2 separate regions of the Homo sapiens genome follow, and region 1 is linked to region 2. A link is a loop called in an ENCODE intact Hi-C map of the cell type or tissue named here. Cell type or tissue: heart right ventricle. All regions are shown on one strand. Links, peaks and the distances in the headings refer to the core of each region. The heading gives the core; the rest is flanking DNA. Region 1 overlaps EML1 (EMAP like 1). Region 2 overlaps CYP46A1 (cytochrome P450 family 46 subfamily A member 1).

Evidence for each region. Peaks named below come from ENCODE experiments on the same cell type or tissue, not always from the same donor. Only the 100,000 strongest peaks of a DNase experiment are listed, where the experiment ranks them.
Region 1: it touches region 2 in a loop (2.7-fold over the local background); 67 of 110 quality-filtered maps call a loop at or near these places.

What each region holds. Positions count from the first base shown.
Region 1 is chr14:99,804,858-99,813,364 of GRCh38, reverse strand. The region is part of intron 1 of EML1 (EMAP like 1); the gene reads right to left. Among named protein-coding and RNA genes, the nearest start is that of EML1, 16 kb to the right of the region's middle. In heart right ventricle, for the core only: no CTCF peak of the experiment used is centred there; DNase peaks (open chromatin) are centred at 3,261 and 3,804; H3K27ac peaks cover 2,775 bases.
Region 2 is chr14:99,725,448-99,733,954 of GRCh38, reverse strand. It overlaps CYP46A1 (cytochrome P450 family 46 subfamily A member 1), which reads right to left. Exons shown (of 15, transcript NM_006668.2): 13 at 8,476-8,507; 14 at 7,699-7,765; 15 at 6,654-7,398. The coding sequence ends at 7,228. Among named protein-coding and RNA genes, the nearest start is that of CYP46A1, 45 kb to the right of the region's middle. RefSeq lists an enhancer at 1,534-2,393 and a silencer at 3,715-3,834. In heart right ventricle, for the core only: CTCF peaks have their summits at 3,609 and 3,821; DNase peaks (open chromatin) are centred at 1,614, 2,174, 3,264, 3,824 and 2 weaker places; H3K4me3 peaks cover 1,065 bases; H3K27ac peaks cover 2,163 bases; H3K27me3 peaks cover 1,282 bases.

The sequences.
Region 1 (8,507 bases), core at 434-8,433, 79 kb before region 2:
TTCTACAACAAAAACACTATATAATTGTACATGTTAGGGTATTTGAATTTTTGTCTTGAAGATAATGATTAAAAAGAAAAAAAGCTAAGTGGCTGGGGGTTTTTTCCTTAAATCAAAAGCCAGGATTTCTCTTGCGTGAGACCGTCCCCTGTTCCTCCCTCACTGAGAAACACAAAATTGACAGGGCTGATATTTCAAAGCGTACAAAACTGGTTCAGCCATACCCATAATCCTTCTGCTTGGCAAAACAAGATTAATCAGCTTTCCTCAAGAAAGACGGCTAACTACGGTTCCTGGGCCAAACAGAGTACTACATTTCAAAGGGTGGCACCCAATTTATTCAGCCTTAGGAGAAGGATGTGGAGGTTACGCAGTGTGGAACAGATTTTTTACAGAGTAAATGAGAGAGCCTTTGGTTTAGGGCCCCTCTGCCTGCTCACTGCTTGTTAGCTATGCATCAGGAAAGAGAATTATTACACTTAGAAACACTTTATCTGTTTACTTGCTTTTAAAACCACGTAAGAATGTTCAGCTAAAGAAAAGTAAATTGCACCAAAGCTGTTGGCAGCTGAGATACTAGTCACTGGGAACTCCAAACAAACAATTCTGAGCCTCTATTCAAAGGTGTTTATTATTTCCTTGACCCCTGAAACTTTCTGCAACCCTGCAGAGGAGGAAGGCTGACTCCCCTCCCTACCCCACCTGCTTCCAACCTCCCCTAAATCCTGACACTCTGAGCCTCTTTGGTATGGAAGACACCTCTGAGCCAGGCAAAGTGAAGAGCCGATTGTACAGGGAGGGCCGTGGGACAATGCATGTGGGGAGGCGCATTGTGCAGCCGAGGAATGGTCACTGGGAGGTGGACGGCAGGGAAGAGATCTGACAGCACCTCAATGCTGTGTACCACTATGTCAGCCTCAAAAAAGCATCGTCACCTGGATGCTGCCTGGCATCTACCTTTTTAGAGTTAGGTTAGAAAATATTCATTTGGCTGACTTCCTTTCTCAGTGTATGTCCAGCTGTTTCGTTATCACAGAGAGACAGCCTCATGAATGTCTTTGGTTGGGCACCCACATGGCGCCTGGTGATGAAGGGGCTGGGCATGCACAGTCAGGCCTCCCTGACTGCATCAGCAACCCTAACCCCCTGAATTACCAGCAATACATCTCCCCACTGTACAAACTCCAACACACACGTACTGTTCACCTATTAAACTAGGCAATGCAGAGTTCTCAAAGATGAATGAATACCAAGGGGGCTTAGCTCTTGAGATGTCAGACAGGAGAGTAGAGAAATAAGTACGGGTGACTCTTGAACACTGTGGGTTTCAACTGCGCAGATCCACTTACACAGGAATTTTCTGCCACCTGTGCCACCTCTGAGACAGCAAGACCAACCCTTCCTCCTCCTCAGCCTATTCAATGTGAAGACAATGAGGTTGAAGACCTTTGTGATGATCCACTGCCACTTATGAATAGTACATGTATTTTCTCTTCCTTATGATTTTTCTTTATTTTCTTTCTTTCCTTCCTTTCTCTCTCTCTCTCTCTTTTTGAGACATAGTCTCATTCCTGTTGCCTAGTCTGGAGTGCAGGGATGTGATCTTGGCTCACTGCAGCCTCAACCTTCCAGTTTCAAGCAATCCTCCACCCCAGCCTCTTAAGTAGCTGGGACTATAGGTTCGTGCCACAAAGCCTGGCTAATTTTTTTTTTTTTTTTTTTTTGGTAGAGACAGGGTTTTATCGTGTTGCCCAGGCTGATCTAAAACTCCTAGGGTCAAGTGATCCTCCCGCCTTGGCCACCCAAAGTGTTGGGATTACAGGCATGAGCCACCCAACTCGGCTTGATTTTCTTAGTAACATTTTCCTTTCCCTAGCTCACTGTATTGTAAGAATACAGTATACAATACATATAACATACAAAATATGTGTTAATCGACTGCTTGTATTATTGGTAAGGTTCCGGTCAATAGTAAGCTGTTAGTAGTTAAGACTTTGAGGAGTCAAATGTTACACTCAACACAAGGCACAGTGGCTCGAACCTGTAATCCCAGAACTTTGGGAGGCCGACGTGGGTGGATCACTTGAGCCCAGTGAGTCAAGGCTGCAGTGAGCTGTGATCAACCACTGCACTCTAGCCTGGGTGATAGAGCGAGACCCTGTTTCAAAAAACAAAAACCCAAAAAAACAAAAAAAAAACCCCTATTATACATGAATTTTTAACTGTGCTAGGGCTCAGCACCCCCTAACCCCTGCGTTGTTCAAGGGTCAACCGTGTATGAGGTGAACATCATAAGAGACGGGGAGAACCACCATATGGGATCCCAGACAGACATATCTGGATGTAGGAAAAGAGGAAGAAGAATCAGAAATACTTTACCATGTGATCAGAGTTTTTTCTTTAACTGACAATAATTGTATATATTTAGGGGGTACAATGCAATGCTTTGATACATGTATATGTATGTGGATGATTACATCAAGCTAATTAACATACCCATCACATCACATATGTATCATTTTTTTGTGCTGAGAACATTTAAGATCCACTCCTTTAGCAATTTTGAAACATGTAATATGTTATTATTAACTATAGTCACCAGATTGAGTTTCACAATTCACAAAGCAGTCACATAGATTATTTCACTTAAGAGTTGCAAGGATTAGGAAGGAATCCCACTTTATGGCATAGAAAACTGAGCCACAAGGTCACGTGATTTGTCCCGGGTATCTGAAAAAGCCACTGCTTCAAGTGGGTTGGGGTTAGAAAATAGCTGAGTCTTAACAAATAATGCAGAGGGCCTATGAAAGCCGCAGAACAGGAAAAGCCACGAGGATTGGAATCTGCAGATGTGGAGAAGCTATTTAGCCCTCAGTTTCCTCATCTATGAAAAGGGCCAACACCAGCTGGTCCACTGAATGGTTGCGAGGACGAAATGAAACACTGCAACAAAACCATAAACCGCAGATGTTACACTCATGTGAAGTGTCACTGCTACTTTTCACAAGCCAAGCACAGGTCTTCTTATGGCAGATACATAAATTCCTGTTGAACAAAGAAATGAAGGAAGGAAGGAACCCATGAATTTAGCAAAGTCAACAGAGTCTCCCTGAACTTTGTTTTCATGGGCCTGGACTCTGGTACAGCCTGGCTCTGTAGCATCTGGCTGGTTCTGAAGGACACGGTGACAGGTGAATGCTGTAAAATGGCCTTGCAGTTCCCCCAGGGGCGCCAGCTTCCTACACGCCAGGCTTCCACGTAAACATCACTCAAACACTGGGGAGTGTCCGCAGATACAAGTCAGCAGCAGTGCCCTGACTGGGCCGCATTGCAGCAGGAACCACCCAGGAACCAGACGCGGTACAGGGCCGGCTCGGCTGTCTGGTTATACTGGTCTGGAAACCCTTCCTCAAATCCCTGGGGCCTGAAATGTTTTTGAACTCAGATTCAGACTTTAAAACGGAAGTCCAGGGCATACACCATACATTAGCCAATATCCCAGAAGGGCCTAGGACAAGACCCATAGTCACATTCAAAAATACCTCTACAGAAAAGCAGAACTTTCACACTAAAAGAAATGAACACAAACGATTAAAAGCCACATGTTTCAATTCAGAGGAGTTCTCCCCACCCATCAAATGATTTCAGATCAGGCCAAATCCAACTAGCAAACAAGTTACCAAAAAACATCTGGGTTTCACAGCTTTCTGGATGTTGAAATCGCAGATAAGACGTTGCAGGCCTGACTCAAGGGCTGTTAAATCTCAAGGCATCTGCCATACACCCAGGGCTGGGATGGACCCAGAAAGCTGGCAGTGCACGGCCGAGGTTCCCAGGGTGCCGACCAGGGCGCCTGTCCAAGTGCTGGACACAGCTTCTGGGCATGCTGTCTCATCCCTTACTTCAGCCAGAATGGAAAATTGCGTGAGTAAGTATGCGCTACTGCAAAGTCAGCAGCTTCCCCGCCCCTTTAACATACAGCAGATTGTGCTTTGAGGGAGAAGAGGAATTAAATAAATAAATAAATAAAATAAAAAACAAGCCACTTTACCTACAATGTGGCCTGAAGAACAAGGTCAAAGTTTGATAAATATGATATTTAAGCAGATAGGGGAATTGAAAATGTTCAGAAAATGTTACAGAATGTCGGGGTTTCTTAAAGCAGGGCATAACAATTTTCAAGGTGCAGGGAAAAAAATAACAAAATTTGCAAAAATTCAATTATCTATAGCGTATTTTCTCTTTTTATAAAGGTATAGATTACCAGGTCAACACGGATGCTAACATGAAGACAACAAATAGAAAGCCACTTGGTATAGTTCAAAGAAACCTGGGGTTTTTTTCGGGAGACCTAGGATCGAGATGTGGTCCTCACTGAACTATTTGGCCTTGGCTAAGTTACTCAGCACCCATCAGCTTCCCTGATTACATGTAAGATAAATATGATAAAGTAGTATTTTACTTACCTTAGAGTTTGGTTGTGAGAATTAAGTGAGAAACAGATCTGAAGGTGCTTTAAAAACTGTAAAATATTAGAAAGGAGATCATTTTATATTGGGGTTATGTTCTAAGGGCAGTGAATTGGATGGAAAATAGAGTGTGTTGAAATTACTCTTGAAAAATTCCCCAGATAGTCCACAGTGTGGAGCATACGTGGTTTTGTGTAAACTGTATCATCTCTCAGCAAATCCCTCCAAGACTGGAATAGATTCCTGTTTGGGGAGTTAAATACACACCGTGGTTGGCCTGCATTTAGAGACCATTTTGAACAAAAATAGAAAAATAAACAAAATTAAATAATATATATTGTTTTTCACTAAATACGTATATAATATATGTGATCCATGAATGCTGGAAGTTCTTACACTCTGACTCCAACCTACAGTAATTAGGAGGCTTTGCCACCTATGACTGTGTGTTATTTTATTACCGTACACAATGAAGAAATGTTTCTGGTATTACTGAAAAGCTTCTCAGGATCCAGAAGTTCTCTCCTTGTCTCTTATAATAATTTAAAGATAACACAGCTCTTTGCATAATTTCAGCATCTGATTTTTCATTCAACAAGAATGTACTGGAGACAAACTCCCTGCGAGGCACTGTGCAGAGCAGGGGAAAGAAGCAAACGAAAGAAAAAGACAACACAGCGCCCCTGCCCTCAAGGAACTCACTAGCTGATGGTGGCAACAAAGGCCCTCACAGCTGACCACGGTGCAGGGCAGAGGGAAACCAGCAGTGATCAGAGGGGTATGTATCATAATTCAGAAACGCAGAGGAAAGACCAAGTAATCCGGGACAGATGAGGGAAGACTTCACCCCAGGGATAGTCTGTAGGCCGGGTCTTAAGGCATGAACAGTATTTAAATACGGAAAAAGGAGGGGCTCGTGACTGATAAAGCATGACCACAGAGTCCTGGAAACTCTTGGCACACAGTAAGCAGAGGGGTGTGGTAAGACCACAAATCTAACATTTATGAGATACCTACTAGGCATCAGGAATGAGGATAAGTCAACCCAGCTGTAACCATCAAGACAACACTAAGGTGACACTTACTACTAAGTCCTAGCATCTTGATTCTAGACAACGCTGTGCTGGAGCTCTCAAGCCTGCCCTGCAGACCCCGTCTCCACCCTCTCTCCCCTGCGTGGGCTGCATCAACAGGCTTCCCCTTGGGTAGGAGCAGTGGAGGGGAAGGAGGGAGGGGAGTGAGGTCAGGGTTTCTTCCTGGGGTAGGGTTGCTGTCACAGCTCCTGTCTGGCGGCTCTGTCCACCCAGCCCTCTCTGAACCCAGGTCTGGTAACTGCCCCTCTGCCCCTTCAGGCCTAGGGTGGGACTGTGCCTGCTGTACCAGTCCTGGCCACTACCCCAGCCCTTGTGGTCTCCCTATACCTTGCACCAACCTTCACAACAGTGACTTTGTCACAATCGCCTTAAATTGGCCATTGAGGGCACCATTGCTTCCTGCCAGGACTCTCTAGAATCGCCTTGCAGCCAGCTCTCCTTGTTAGAGCTGAGGAAACTGAGGCCAGGAAAGAATAAGTAATTATCCAAGTTCACACAGTCATTTCATTGAACAGCAGAATCAAGGCTGCAACCCAGATGTGTCTGTCTCCAAAGCCTATGCACTCCAACTCTGGGAAAGTAATTTGGTGGTAGATTACAGAGGATCACGAAAGAATGCACGTAATCTTTTGTGCTAATTCTCAAGAGTTCATTATTCGTCTGCACGTGTGCAGCCTGTGCCTGCTTGTCTCTTTAAACAGTCCTGCAAATGAGATGCTCCAATCAGGCGTTCACGGCATCAAACGGTGCCAAACGTACAAAAGCAATCCTTAAAAAAAAACAAAAACTCAGAGATATTCCAAGACTCCAGTCCAGATCCTTCCTAGATCCCGGGTCCTGCATCTGCTGTTTCTCTTCTTAGATTCTTAGCTAATTGGGAGAGAATGCATGTTATTGGCGATCAGAAGGCATATGTCATGAAATTTCTTTAGCAAACATATGCCCCTCATCATTTTTCTAAACAGCTCTAAATTTTTTCCCAGCTCTCCATTCCTAAAAGAGCTTAGACACTTGTCACCCTTCTTGGCTTGTCAGAGCAGCCAGTGTTGCTGTGCTTGGGTGTGAAGGGCAGCTCTGAATCCATGCCCTGTCTCCTCATACTTGGCACTACCCTTCTTGAGAGTGGTCTTGTACTGGCTCTTGCTTGGGGGAAGGAGCACACTTTCCATTAGAGATTCCAGAGACTGGCCAGGCGCAGTGGCTCATGCCTATAATCCCAGCATTTTGGGAGGCCAAGGTGGGCAGATCACCTGAGGTTGGGAGTTCGAGACCAGCCTGACCAACATGGAGAAACCTCATCTCTACTAAAAATACAAAATTAGCTGGGTGTGGTGGAGCATGCCTGTAATCCCAGCTACTCGGGAGGCTGAAGTAGGAGAATCGCTTGAACCCGGGAGGCAGAGGTTGCGGTGAGCCGAGATTAACGCCACTGCACTCCAGCCTGGGCAACAAGAATGTCTCAAAAAAAAAAAAAAAAAAAAAAAAGATTCTGGAGATCGGATACCAAAACTTTACACAGGAGGCTGAGCAGGGCTGCTTGTAATGCACGTGGGTGTGATCCGGTGACACATCTTCAGGCGTTCTGACAGCCTCAAATGTGCAGGTAATTATCCCACTTCTTGCCCAGGGCTTTGAACCTTTTAGTTAAACATTCAGTTTAGGATTCTGTAACTTCATGAAACTATTGTTTTCAAAAAAACATTCTGAAACTGAAGTAAGCCACTCCTAAAAAGACAAATATTGTGTGATTCCACTTACATGAGATATCTAAAGTAGTCAAATGCACAGAGACAAGAAAGTCGAATGCTGGACCAGGAGCTGGCGGGGGAGAGTGGGGAATTATGTAATGGGGACAGATTTCAGTTTGGGAAGATGAAAAGTTCTGCAGATGGATGGCAGTGATGGCTGCACAACAATGTGAATGTACTTAGCGCCATGAACTGTACACTTAAAAATGTGTAAGATGCTAAATTTTATATGTATTTTACCATGATTAAATTTTTTTTTGAAAAAAAAAGGGTTCTAGGGCTGGGTGTAGTGGCTCATGGCTGTAATCCCAACACTTTGGGAAGTTGAGGCAGGAGGATCACTTCAGCCCAGGAGTTCAAAACCAGCTTGAGGAACAAATCGAGACCCCATTTCCACAAAAAAATAAAAAAATTAGCTGGGCACGGTGGCATGTGCCTATAGTCCCAGCTACTTAGGAGGCTGATGCTAGAGGACTGCTTGGGCTGGGGAGGTCGAGGCTGCAGTGAGCCCAGCTCATATCACTGCGCTCCAGCCTGGGCAACAGACTGAGCCCTACCTCAAAAGATTTAAAAAAGAAGAAGAAGAAAAGAAAGAGAATAAGTAAATAGAATATGGCTGCTGATGAAACACTGAAAGAACTACAACTGTTAACAGAAAGACGGAAGAGTTTCACAAACACTAAGTCACAGCAGTTGGTGCGGGCTGCTAACAGAGAAAAGTTAAAATGTCCTAAGTAGGCACGACTCAAAGTACCATTTAATATTTCCACTCTGAACTCTTTTGTTCAACAAACTAGTACTGAGAGCCCACTGAGTCACATGAGCCAGAATGACATCCTACAGGTCCTCCTGGTCTGGTCGGTTAAGTGGAGCTGGCTATGCCCTGAGACACGTGGCCTGGGGCCTAAGGGGCACCCAGTGAGCTGCGCCTACATCTACCTGCCCTGAGGTTTCCCGTGGCATGGGAGCAGGGTTCTGAAGGACAAGGGAGCGGCTCCGTGAAGAAGGGGTAGGAAGGGACGCTGCAGGGAAGGCAAGGGCGCTCAGCATGTGGAATCCTGTACACAACAGCCTGGCACCTTCAGAAGCTACCAGAAGTCCAGGGTGGCTGCATCCAGGGCCCTGGGAGGAAAGGGTCAGGGAAGCAGGTGGCAAGTGGTTCCCAGAATCGGCCCTGAACCCCAAGAGTCATGGGG
Region 2 (8,507 bases), core at 93-8,092:
CTGCTCCTGAGGCCACTGCACATGTGCAAGAATGTGTGTAAGTGGATGTGTGTGTGATGCCTGTGTGTCCACTGGGACACGTACACAGGTGCAGTGGGCACGTGTGGGAGAGTGTGTGCATGCAAGGATGTGTAAGTGAACGTGTGTGATGATGCACGTGTGTGCACGGGTGCATGGCAGCGGGCACATGTGTGGGGGAGTGCGTGTGCATGTGAGAATGTGTGGGTGTGTGTGCCCATGGGAGCTTGTGATGTCCACGTGCGGGAGTGTGTCTGCGTGTCGGGTGTGTGTGTGCATGATGCGCCTCCTGCAGCTCACCCTGAAGCTGCAACAGTTTGTGTGCCCGCTGGCCCCCGAGGGCTCACCTATGTGTGATTTGGCTGGTCTCAATAGCTACTCCACGGTCACCATGATGGGGCAGGTGCTGCAGGGGCCTGAACAAGCTCTGGGGGCAGCCTCTCAGGGCCCACAGGCTTGTGGGTGGAGGGCGCTGGTGAAGGAACTGAGGTCAGGAAGGAAGGGCAGGTGGTCAGCGAGGACCTCTGAGAGTCATCCACACAGAGACCTGGGAAGTGAGGAATGGGGATGGGGATGGATAGGATAAGATGGGCCTAGCGGTGGGAAAGAGCTCGGGCACCCAGGAATGGTTCGAGATGGCCAGACAGTGGTGTGAAATCTGGTCGGGCAGGAGTTGGGGTCATTGGAAGGGCATGGGGCAAAGGGAGGGGCACACATATACTGATGCCTGTGGGGCCCAGCCCAGAGCCAGTGCCCTTCCTGGGTTCCCTGAGACACCACAGCATCATGCCACTTCCCAGGGGAGGCTCTGCAGTGACTGCTCACCCACGGTGTGCCCAGGCCCCTCCCCGGCTGCCACCGCCTGGAGGAAGGCCAGTCCCTGGGTTCCCACACTGTTTGGCCAGCCAGCACCAGCACTGGCGGGAAAGTGTCCCTGGAGGGACAGAGGAGGGTCAGTGATCAAAGGTGGAGGGGCAGCCAAGTGTGGCGGGGGTCAGGGAAGAGGCCCCGCTTCCCACCCGTACCTCCCCCACCGCTGACACCTGCTGCCCCGCACTCACCCGGCCCTGGCTGGGCCTCAGGAGTGCAGCCTCTCCCTGCTGGAGACCCCTCAGACTTGGGTTCCCCCTGTACACAGAGCCAGGACAGGTGAGGAGCAGGGAGCCTCACGTGGGGCCTTGGTGGCCACGACTTGAAGGACAATGGATGTCCACACTGGATGGCCCCAAGCTCCTGGCTGTGTGGCCTTGGGCAGGTTAGCCCATCTCGCTGGACGTGGGGTGAGGACAGAACGCATGCCACACGGCAGGGGCCCAGCCCACGGCGACGCGTCTGATGTTTGTCCACTGCCTTGGGTTCAAAGAGACACCTCCTTGTAGTCCAGGTCAGGCCTGACACACCAGCTCCACACAGAGCATGAGACACACACGGATGTGGAGACTCATCCGCACAGCCTCACACACTGGGGGCCAGACAGATACCCGGAGACAAGGGAACAGGAACACGAAGAGGTACGGAGAGACACGCAGAGACACACATCTGCACGTGGGGCTCACATGCACGCACACACGTGCACCTGCTCCAGCAAAGCTCTGCGAGCTGGTTCCAAACACCCAGGGCCCCCTGTCCAGCCCAGGCACCCCTGACTGACCGCTGCCTGGGTGGCCTTGGGCAACCCTCCCAGCGTCCAGGCTCCCAGCCAGGAAAGAAGCCCGCGAGGCGCATGCAGCTGCACCGGGTGTTCCTGGGCTGAGGGTGTGGGCAGCTCCTGGCTTCCTTGGGCTATCCCCTCACCTCTGGGGTGGCGGCCAAGGAGCCACTGTCATTTGGGAGGGGGCAGGGAGGTGATGGGGAGGCCTCCCAGGTTCAGGCTCCTGGGCTCAACAGCAGGGGCAAGGGCCCCAGGGACAGCCCACCGCACCCTCTGCCCTCTGGCCCTGAGATGGGGCAGGCCGCCACCTCTCGGAGCCTCGTCTGTAGCACAGGGGCCTGGAGGTACAGGAAAGCTGGCTCAGGGTTGGCCGTACAGCGCGCCCAACAGTTGACGCTCATGGCCAGCACAGTGTGACTCGAATCATCGGGGATCCTCACCCAGTGTCTGCCACTGGCCGATGGGCTCTTGCCCTGGGCCCAGGGTGCTCCTGTGCGGGCTGCTGCTCATGCCGGTCTCTGCCTGGCCTCGCCCTGGGCCCATGGAGCCCCATCCAGGGCAGGCTCCAAACGGGATGCAGCTAGCAGGTGTCCTGCACAGGGACCTGCAGCCTTACCCTTGGCACCCAGAATTAGCAGGCTGCCTCCCGCAGGGTGGGGGGGACCCCTCTGCCTGGCCACCCGGGGTCTGGTCCCCGCAGGGGCTGCCCAAGAAGTGAGCACCAGGTAGGTGACTATGGTTTTCTCTGGTGAGAAGGATTTACTGGGGAGAGGCTGCGTTCCAGAAGAAATGAGTGTTTTTAAAGCTCCAAGCCAAGGCAGGGCCTTGACTCTGTCCCTCCCCACCCCTGGCCCTGGATTCAGAGAAATGACCCTCCCTCCCACTGTGAGTCCCCTTCCGTCTGCCAGAAATACCCCCAGTGACTGCCGGGGAGGGTGCGGGTGGGGGTGGGGGTTATTTTTGGACATCCAGAGATGCCTGAGGCTGGAGCCCGGGGTGAGGCTGGAGCCCGGGGTGAGGTCCGGAGCCCAGGGTGAGGTCTGGGCAGATGTGAATTTAGTCACTCCAACTGACTGGACCAGCATAAGGCGCTCGGTGCCCGCTCAGCCAGGACTGCCAGGAGGGGCCGGCTCAGGCTTCTGCCAAGTCCCATCCAGAACCTTCCCAGGTGGGCAGCTAATTGCTGGGACACAGGGCATGGTCCTCTGTCTACCCACATTGGCTGTCACTGAAGCCCAGCAGAGCCACCGCCTCCAGCCCCAGCACCCAGAGCACAGAGGAAGAAAACCTCCCACCTGGCCATAGCTGGGCCAAGGCTCTCACCCCACACCCGGCAGCCCAAGGTTCCTGAAGCCACCCCCAACCCAGCCTAGGCTCCTAGGCACCCTAGAGGGCTGGGCCAGCTCAGGGTCTCCAGCCGCAGGTCGCTAGGGCAGAGGGCAGGGAGGTTTCCAAAGGTTTTCAGAGTTCAGCAGCTCAGCCCTGGGTAAGCTAGTGCCTGGGGAAGGCGGGCCCCCAGGAATGTGCAGGCTGGAAGCCTCCTGCCGGGACGCGAGCGTAGATCAAACACGTCCAGGTTTACAGAGAAGGGGACAGGCTCAGAAAAGGCTGCCACTGGCCGAGGTCACAAGAGAGGGAGTGGCAGGGCAGGGCGGGGCCCGCAGTCTCTGGAGCCGCTTAGTGAGGGCATCCCCCGGGCCTCCCCGGTGGCAGCAGCAGCCTGCACCCCGCCCGAGCCCCCCGACCCCACGCACTTCCCGCCAGAGCTGCGCGTTCCCGCCCGGCGCGCCTCCCGGCCGGCCTGCCAGCGCCCCAGACCCAGGCCCGGCTCCCGGCGAGGCCTGCGGACCCACCCGCCAAGCGACCGCTACACCCGCCCGGGGGGCCGTGCCTGCGCCCCCAGCAGCTGCCAGACCTCACCGCGCCTCGGGAGCCCCATCTGTGAAATGGGGGTGGCTATCCCACCCCTACGCCGTGGCCAGAGCTTGCCACTGCCGACCCCCGGCCTCCCCGCTGACCCCGCTTCCGGGAGCGGGGCTGGCGTCCCCTCGGCCCACCCACTCCGCGCCTCGGGACCCTCCGCGCCTGGGGCCGGCGCCGCCCGCTCGGCCTGGGCGGGAGGGCGAGCCCGAGCTCTGCGCCAGCGCGCCACCGTGCGGGTCTTCCGGGGACTGCGCCGCCTTGCCTGCAGAAAAGCCCTCCCTTCCCTGCAGGTGACAATGACCAGACTCACAGTGCCAGAGCCCGACCCTCGTGTGGACACTAATTCCCCTCCAACCCTAGGAAGTGGGTCCTATTATTTGTCCTCCCTTACAGATGGGGAAACTGAGGCCCAGGCAGGTGGGGGCAGGATTTGACCCCAGGTAGCCTTGCTGCACAGCCTTGGGTTTAATCCTATCCATCTTGCCTGGGTCCCGGGGGTCAGCTTCACCTGGACTGGCGGCACCGGCCCATGCACATTGGGATCTACTGGGAGACTTAAAAAGAAAACAGTTGGGCCAGGCGCGGTGGCTCACGCCTGTAATCCCAACACTTTGGGAGGCCTAGGAGGGTGGATCATCTGAGGTCAGGAGTTCGAGACCAGCCTGGCCAACATGGTAAAACCCCGTCTCTACTAAAAAAATATATTAAATACAAAAATTAGCTGGGCGTCATGGCACATGCCTGTAATCCCAGCTACTCCAGAGGCTGAGGAACCCAGGAGGCGGAGGTTGCAGTGAGCAGAGATTGTGCCACTGCACTCCAGCCTGGGCAACAAGAGTAAAACTACATCTCAAAAAAGAAAAAAGAAAAAGAAGAGTTTCTGGGCCCCACCCCAGAGGCTGATTCACCTGGCCCAGGTGGCTTCCCCATGCAGCATGGACTGAGAGCCACCTGCCCCTCACAGAAAGCCCAGTCTATGGAAGAGGAAGTGGCTCAGAAAGGAAGGGCAGGATGGCCCCACCGGCAGTGACAGTGGGGCTGGGGGGTTCTGGCTCTGCACTTCCCAGCCATCTGGGATTCCTGGGGCGTGCAGAAGACAAGCCCAGGCCTGCAGGGATAGGGCATGCTGAGCCTGTGGAAGGCCACTGGATGCAAAGGGCCATGGGTTCAAGTGCTGACTCCACTATGGCCCAGCTGTGGCTCTGGCCTGGACTTCCCCATCTGTGAAATGGGGCATAGTTGGCTCCTGTTTCCTGGCAGGATTTGAAGAAATCATGGTGTGAAGGCTCAGGCTCAGCAACAGACAGATATTTGCCAAATCAGGGGATGGTCAAGCCGGGAACTTGAAGTCTCTGGAGGGAGCCGATCCCTCCAGGCCCCTCCAGACAATGCTGGGTTGCATTGCTGCAGTACTGAGGCTTGGTGGCCTGTGGCCCTTTTAGATGGACTGTGAAGGAGGTGCTGTACTGTGGGGACTAGGCCCAGCCACAGCAGGAGGCAGAGGGCATGGACTGTGGGAAGCGTGGGCAGGTGTGTGGGTACTGGTGAACCTCAGAGACTCAGAGAAGGGCTGCAGAGGGCGGAGTGGGGGGCACAGCAGAGCAGGTCGGGGAACAGTGCCCAGCTGGGGGCTTGGGAACAGGACGCTGGGAGACAGCAGCATTTGGGGTGGCTGTGGGAAGGGGCTGCTTCTGGCCAGGGATGAGTTTGACCAGGTGGCTGGAGGCTGAGCCCGGGCATACCATTCTCAAAGTGAGTGGTGAGTTTGGGGGCCCCTCAGACAGCGAGCTGGAAATGGAGAGGGTGGAGGGTGCAGCTTGATGATGGGCTGGCCAGGTGCCCACGTGGTCAGGCGAGGTGCTAGGGGAGCAGGAGGACCCTCGCTCTGCAAGAACGCTGCAGTTCTCGAGGCATCCCGGGGCCCGACCCTCTGCCCAGAGGCCGGGGTGTGCATTCTCAGGGCCCACCTGGGCTGGGGAGAGGGGCAGGCTGGGAACCCAGACACTTGTCTCCTCCATTCTCAGAGCCACACCAGGCCCCACCTGTACTGAGCATGTCACTCCCGCCCCTGAGTCTCAGTTTCCTTATCTGCTTGATGGGACCATCCCTTGGAGCTATCATTCAAGACTGCGGCAAGGACCGAAGGAGGCCAACAATGCACATCACGGGCCGGCACACATCTGTGCCTTCCCTGTTTGGGGAGGGGGTCTTCCCAGGGGGCACATGGCCCAGGCAGGGGAGAGGGCAGCTTTTTCTTTTTTTTTTTTTAGACGGAGTCTCACTGTCGCCCAGGCTGGAGTGCAGTGGTGCGATCTGGGCTCACTGCAACCTCTGCCTCCCCGGTTCAAGCGATTCTCCTGCTTCAGACTCCAAGTAACTGGAATTACAGGCACCCAACCATCATGCCCGGCTAATTTTTGTATTTTTAAGTAGGGACAGGGTTTCGCCATGTTGGCCAGGCTGGTCTTGAACTCCTGACCTCGGGTGATCCTCCCACCTTGGCCTCCCAAAGTGATGGAATTACAGGCGTGAGCCACCGCACCGGGCCATGAGGGCGCTTTTTCTCTCTGCACAAAGACAAGCTCCCAATGGCCGAAGGAGAAACTCAGGGCAGGACCTCTTCCTTGGATGAGCTCAGAGGACACGGCCCTGGAGAGGAAGGGACGGCTTCTCCCATCACCACCACGAGGGATGCAGTCTCACCTGCCCTGCCCCCCTGCCAGGTCAGGAGGGCAGCAGGTGCCCACAGGCACGGGGCTCAGCTCCACCAAGCTGCTCCCAAGAGAGGCCCAGGGGCCTCTCTGACCTCTCAAATCCAGCTCTCAGAGCCAGTCACCCACCCAGGCCCAACCTCACACAACACCCAGGGGCATGGCCGTGAATACAGCACAGGGAACAGGCTGGTAACCTGGGGCAGTCTCTCCCAAGGCAGCGTTGTCAGGGCATCTGCGGGGCATCTGCGGGCTGGTGGCTTCCAAAGCTGTGCCAGCCTCCGCATCTCCCCCTTTTCACAGACGAGCAAGCTGAGGCGAGAGCGCATGGCCTGGTTCCAGGTCATTCATGCAGTCAACACACATTTATTGAGCATCGACTCTGTGCCGGGCCCTGGGTGGGCACAGGGGGCTCAGAGACAAATCACACGCAGACCCTACCCTTGAGGCGCTGACAGCCTGGCAGGGCAATTGGTCACGTCAACGGACACTCACGATACAGTGTGGTCAGTGTGGTGTTAGAGGTAGCACAGGTGACCGAGGGAGCACAGAGGAGGGGCCCCTGCCGGCGGGGGGTGGCAAGGAGGGCTTCTTGGAGGAGGTGACCCCTGAAGAGGGCTTTAGGGAGTGAGCAAGAGTTAGGGTGTCTCGTCTGAGCAAGTGGCCTGTGCAAGGGCTCAGTGGTAGGGACAGTGGTGGTGGCTGGGAGTTGGGCAAGGGCCAGTCCAGGAAGGGCCATGGAGTCCGCAGGCGACAGGGAGCGCTGAGGGGTGTGAAGCAGGCGGTCGGCAGAGGGCCCGCTGGAAGCCAGCGTGAAGGGTGGCCCAGGGGACGGGGCAGGGGAGAAGGGTGGGTGGCCGTGGGCAGCAGAGGTGGGCGGGCACGGCCCTTGCCCGAGGAGTCTCGTCCTGCCTGGAGGCCCCCTCAGCAGGGGGGTGGTGGGGGTGCGGGCTGCCAGCCGCGGGGCCGCAGGGTGCACAGCACGGGGTCCAGTGGCTTGAGTGTGGCCTGCTCCTGCAGCCCGAAGCGCTGCCCGGGCACCAGCCGGAACTCCAGCCTCTGCAGCAGCTTTGCCATGACCACCTTCACCTCCATCTGGGCCCAGCGGGCAAAATGAGGAAGGAATGAAGGAGCAAAGACAGAATGAGTGAGTGAATGAGCAGCAAATGTCACAGCCGGCTCTCCTCCTGGAGAGCCTGTGAGAGCCTGGGGAGCCTCCTGTTTTGCGCTCTCCTCCGTGCAAAACACAGCCAGTCCTCTGGGTCTGGCTCCGCTGGGTCCCGAGCCCACAGCCCAGCAGCCCCAGAGCAGGGGTTCGGAGATGCTTCCCGGCTCAGGATGAGCCCCCACCCCTGCAGCTACTCCTGGGCAGAACCACAGCCCTGCCCCTCCTACCTGAGCAAACTGCTGCCCGATGCAGGAGCGGTGGCCCAGGGAGAAGGGGAAGTAGGTGAACCGTGGCCTGCAGGGAAAGAGAGGAATCACGAGGCCAGCAGCCCCAGGCGTCCCCACAGGAACAACATAAGGAAGACAGTAGTTAACCCAGGTCTGGATGAACACAGACTTTGAGCCAGGGGCTGGGCACTTTGCATGCAAAGCATGAACCGCTGACTCTGCCGAGGGCTGGATCTGCATTCTTTTTCTCCTCCTTTTACCCTCCTGGAAGGAACTGCTGTTGTCCCCATTTCACAGATGGAGAAACTGAGGCTCAGAGGGGCAAAACAACTCACTCCAGGTCATAAATTTACATCCAGCTCTGGGCAGAGCCTGGATCTGAACACTCAGGCAGGCTGTGGAGTCCAGCTCTTCCCACCATGGCTTCGGTACCTTAACGCGTTGACCCCCACAGCAACTTGCAGATGCAGCCACGGATGGTCCCATTTCTCAGACAGGAACCTCAAGGCTTGGGGAGGTGAAGTCACCCAGCTTCCCAGTATTTGGTGCTGCTTATGAGCATGAGCTTTAGAACCAGACTGAGCTGGGGCCAGACCCCTGCTCTGCCACTTGGGCAAGTTACTTAACCTCTCTGAGCTGTGATTTCCTCCACAACCACCTCACAGGGATCTGGAAGGCTATGTGGGCTGAGTGGGTGCCTCTGGCTCAGACCAGAGGCCGCTGTGTCTGTCCTTCTCCCGCCAGCCCCACTCATGGGCAGCTCCAGGAGGGACTTACTTGGGTGCTCCAGGGCCGAAGCGATCGGGGTT